2 separate regions of the Mus musculus genome follow, and region 2 is linked to region 1. The links are chromatin loops, found by intact Hi-C in ENCODE. Cell type or tissue: gastrocnemius. All regions are shown on one strand.

Region 1 (2,500 bases):
ACCATCTGTCTATGCCGGACTAAGGACTCAGGGTCACCCCTGGCTGCTTCTCCCTCCACCCCCCCCCCACCCCCGCCCCCAGCCTGTTCTGCAACCATTTCATTAGCGAGGATCACAGTTCCTGGTTCCAGCCACCTTTGTTGCCTGGACCCTGTGCACTAATCCAGTCCTCTGGGTTTCCAGTGGCCACGCCTTCCCCTACCAGCTTCATCTCTTAAGCAGCAGCAGTCTGTTAAATCTGTTACAGCCCAAAGCATCTACTCTCCTCCTGTGACTCCCACCTTCCTTAGAGCGAAGATCCCGGTTGCCCTCCCCTCATGCCAGTGGCGCCCTTCCTCTCACGCCAGTGATACACTCCCCCCCCCCCCACACACACACACGGGTGACCCCTTTTGCCCTTCACATCTGCCTTCCTGATGGCTTCCACTGGTTTTTGGAGGCAGCCCTGCCTCGGGACCTCTGCCTAGGCTGCTCCACACCCTGAGCTGCTCCTGGCTGGTGCTCACTTCTTTGCAAGTGCAGGCAAAATCAGATCTGCTGCTGCTGGCAGCTGGAGGTCCCTCGGCGCCCCCCCCCCCCCCAGCCTCCCACTCTGCATTTTTCCAGGCTGGCTCAGGATTGTGGCCTGTCACCAGCTCAGAACTAACACACAGCAGGGTCTCTCTGACTGTCTACCAAATGTGGGCACTTACATCCACAGTGGGCCAGGCACCGGGAGAGACTCAGATCCGAGCAGACAGCAGATACAAAGTACAATTGAGCAGTGGGGTCAGGAAGGCGGCTGGCCCCCTGGTGTGACCTTCTATGTGGCCAAGAAGGATCCAGGAAGTGGAACCTGAATGCAGTGTGCCTCCTAGCTGGCTCCAAATCGGCTCCCCAGCCAGGGCTAGGCGCTTCGAGATGCTCAGTCCGTTTCAGAACTTACCTGAGCCTCAGATCACACAGGACTGTCATATTTTGCTCTGAGGATAGTGATGAGGCCAGGCTGGGAGTAGAGCCTGTTCTCATGTCTTTCCCTGGGAGGAAGAGAAGACCCACTTGTCTTCTATTCCCCTGTGAGGCCTCTGTGCCCAGGGCCGGTAGCTGATATGACTGAGTTGAGGCTCATCCTGAGACCCCTGGCCTTCCTGCTTCCTAGCCTTCTGTCTCTATGAGCAAGTCTCTGACCACAGGACCTTTGCACCTGATGGACTTAATCTGTAGTCTTCTTCCTTTCTCCTCTCCCCCCACCACCCGCACACATACCCCCCCCACCCCTGCTGCCACACATATTGGGTCCCTTAGGAGCCTCCCTCTCCCTCGGCTTGGCTGGCTCCCTGCTGCAGGTCCCCAATGCTCTGAAAAAAGAAAATCTATTTAAGACACGAAGAAACGGGGGAGAGAAGGGAGTTGTGCCACAAGCTGTGACACACAGAGACTCAGCTAAGAAGCAGCCAGCCCCCCAGATGGCAAGAGGCCCCGTGGGAGGCAGCTGCAGCTGTCACATGCAGATGGGAGGCGGGACACTGGGTGCCAGGGCTGAGGGAGGGGTGGATCAGGGACTCAGCAGTAGAGCTGCTGATGAGGGAGATGAAACCCTTCTGGGAGGGGGCAGCAGGGGTGAGTTCACAGAACAATGGCTGCCTCGTAAACAGCACATGCACACACACATACATGTGCACACATAAGTACACACACAAATACATAAACACACACATGTGCACATGTGAACACACATTAAACACACACACACACACACACACACACACACACGCATGTATACACAAACACTCCATCCATCCAGTCTGACTTCTGATGGGCAGGCTCAGGTGCAGGGCAGGCTCTAGAGCAAGAGAGGACCAGCCTGGGGCTTCATTCTGTCCCTTTTTCCCAGAAAGTGTCCTGGAAAAACCCCTCTCTCTTGGTGCTGCCTCTAGAGCTGTGGGTCTGTCAGAGGTTATCTTTTTTCCTGGTGCTGAAGATCAAAGGCTTAGGCTAAGCAGAGGCCCTACCACTGAGCTATGGTCTCCTTTTCTTCTTCTTCTTCTTCTTCTTCTTCTTCTTCTTCTTCTTCTTCTTCTTCTTCTTCTTCTTCTCTTCTTCTTTTCTTCTTCTTTCTTCTTCTCCTCCTCCCCTCCTCCTCCTCTTCTTCCTTCTCCTCCTTCTCCTCCTTCTCCCCCTCTTCTCCCTGTCCCCCTCCCTGTCCTCCTCCCCATCCCCATCCCCCTCCCTGTCCTCCTCCCCCTCCCCCTCCCTGTCCTCCTCCCTCAGGCCAAAAACTGACATGGTCCTTAAGAAAACATACAGCTCTTACTGAGGGCCTGAGTTCAGGTCCCAGCAACCACATTGAACTTCAGCTCCAGGGGATCTGGTTCGTTTGAGGTTTTACACACACACACACACACACACACACACACACACACACAAATACACACATACACACATATACACATATATGCACACACATAATTCTTATACACATACATATACACATACACACAAACATATACATATGAACACA
Region 2 (2,500 bases), 130 kb after region 1:
GTAGTCACAACAAGGCCTCACGAGACAGAAGCATGTCCCCTCCTGTAGGGGGAAGACAGAGGAACCTTCTAACAAGGCTCCTCATGAGAACCTGGCTAGGTGGACACCTGGAGTCTTGGTCCCAAGCTTCTGTCTCCTATGTGATGTGCATTCCTGGCCTCTCACAGGTCTCAGGAGCTCCACCTGCGCCCTGAGTCCCGCACGTTCCTGCCTGAGCTGGGCAAGCCCGACATAGAATTCACCGAGAGCAAGCGCCCCCGCCTGGAGCTACTACCCGATACCCTGCTGCGCCCATCACCCCTGCTGGCCACTGGGCAGCCGAGTGGGTCTGAAGACCTTACCAAGGTATACCCCAGCCAGGCCTGTGGGCTCTATTTATTGCTGCTGTCACTGCTGCTATGGGCAGGAAAGGGCCTGGGGGCGGAGGCAGGGAAAGGCTGGGTGGAAGGAGGGAGGGCAGCTCTGGTGTGGGTATGAGGGTGGGACTGAGCACTGGAGCTGCCACCAGGTAAGGAGAGAGGGTGTGGGTGATGGAAAGAAGTGGGAAGGTATCTTTAGGTGGCAGGGAGTGTACAGACCCTGTGGCGGGACGCAGTGTGTGGCTGTTATCACTGGCTGGTGTGACTGGGAAGTGCAGAGTGAGGGTCCTGCAAAAGCCTTGGAGTTGGGGTGGGGCTGGGCTGTACAGGTGACAGCTTGTGTGGAACAGTGGCTTGCAACTCCTCAGGCTTCATGTAGCAGACTGCACAGCCAGGGCAGCCCCATGTTTGAGCAAGTATTCAGGAAGGCGACCCTAGAGTCCCTTCAGATGAGACAGAAAGGATGGCACAGTGCCTGGCATGTCAGGGTCTAGAGTTGAGGGCCTCAGGAAGATTGACAGACAGATCTGCTGCTGCCCAGGTCTGAGTGGCTCCTTGGGTGCCAGGTAGGCTGGATGGGTCTATGTCTGTAGCCATGTGGGCCTGCCTGAGGAGCCCCAGAGCAGTGTCAGGCCAAGCCCTGTTTCCACAGAGGCTGTCACTCGCCTTGTCTTGGCTTAGTCCCATGTGTTCACACACCCTGGTATACTAGAGAATGAACTCGGGACCTTGTCTACCCTAGGACAGTCCTCTGCCACCAAGCTGTATCTTTAGACCTCTTTTAATATATATATATGTATGTATGTATGTACACACATATTACTTTTTCCCCCTAAATGGGGTCTTGCTAAATTGATCAGGCTGGCCTTGAATGTACTCTGTAGTCTGGGCAGGCCTTGACATCAAAGCCTTGCATATAGTTCTGCACAGCTCTGATGACAGGCTAGGACTCCGAGCCAGGCTTGCTCTAAGCCTTCAGTCTGTTCTCTAGCTCTCCCTTTGTTCCAGCTGTGCTGTCCCAGGCTCGGGCCTCTCTGAGCCTAGCTTGCTCCTTGTTAGTCAGTAGCAGACCGACCTTAAGTGACCCAGGCTATCTGGAAAGAGGGTTTGGCTGTGAGCCTTGAATACACACCTTCAGGCTGGACCAGGTGACAAGACCAGACTCTGGTCTCCATAGGAGAGTAAAGATGCTGGCATGAGTTCTGGAATGTTCTTGGCGTCTTAGAGCTATAGGAGTCCAGCCCATTCCCAGTGCAGTCTGTTCACCCCTGTCAGACAGGTGACCTAAGGCTGGCGCCAGGATATCAGGACAATACGGCCTTGTTTCCTGGACATTGATTGGGGTATCCTCATTCCCTGCCCCAGACTATCCCTGGGAAATAGGACAGTTCCAGACTGACACGTCACCCAGCTCTGTCTGGCAGCTCACTCTCCTCTGTTGCTCCAGGACCCCTCCCCCTTTCTCTTCTACCCACTTAGCCCATGAGCCAGCACCCATATCCTGTCCTGTAGACAACTGGCCTAGCCACTGCCTATCCTGGGTCGGCCTCAGTTGCCCCAGGCCACCGTCACTCACCTGGACTGTGGCAGTGACCTCTCATCTTCCCTGCCACTCTCCCTTCACCGCTGGGTCATGTGGAGACAAGCAGGGTCTTCGGTCCTAAACCTCCTTGCTCAGGCATGAAAGTCTAGCTCCTTTTCAAGTGTTTGGCCATCAGGTCTGGTGTGATGGGGCACTGAAGTCACCTCTCCATACCACCAGTCCCCTGTGTATCTTTGTGGCCTCTTAAACCTGGCCTGGCCCCACCCCTAGGCCCTGAAACTGCTGGTGTGCATCTGGTTGCCCTCTGTTCCCTCAGACGCTTGCTGGACTGATGGCAGTGGGTACCCAAGGCTGGCTGGTGGGATGTCGTGAAGTCTTGGCAGGGTACCCTGCTGACCACACTGGGTCTGGACTTGGCCCAGGTGTGGCCACTGGGCTGTCCTCCTGCACTCCTGGGTGATCTGTTCCCTCTGTCTTCTGGTCTCTGGCATCACCTTCTTGCTCAAGTGTTACTCCTTTCTCCCCATCATCCCTTTTGCCCTGTGCTCGCCCCTTCTCCCTCCTCCCCTCTCCTACCATCTCTCTGCATTGTCTTCTT

The links. A loop is a pair of places that touch in the nucleus more often than their neighbours do. Peaks named below come from ENCODE experiments on the same cell type or tissue, not always from the same donor. Only the 100,000 strongest peaks of a DNase experiment are listed, where the experiment ranks them.
Region 2: it touches region 1 in a loop (1.9-fold over the local background); 5 of 42 quality-filtered maps call a loop at or near these places.

What each region holds. Positions count from the first base shown.
Region 1 is chr5:125,243,078-125,245,577 of GRCm38, reverse strand. All of the region lies in intron 2 of Gm32585 (a long non-coding RNA gene), which reads left to right. Among named protein-coding and RNA genes, the nearest start is that of Gm32585, 8.1 kb to the left of the region's middle. In gastrocnemius, no CTCF peak of the experiment used is centred here; DNase peaks (open chromatin) are centred at 646 and 1,473; H3K4me3 peaks cover 290 bases; H3K27ac peaks cover 1,145 bases.
Region 2 is chr5:125,116,462-125,118,961 of GRCm38, reverse strand. Ncor2 (nuclear receptor co-repressor 2) reads left to right here. Exons shown (of 47, transcript NM_011424.3): 4 at 168-345. Among named protein-coding and RNA genes, the nearest start is that of Ncor2, 62 kb to the left of the region's middle. In gastrocnemius, no CTCF peak of the experiment used is centred here; a DNase peak (open chromatin) is centred at 1,539.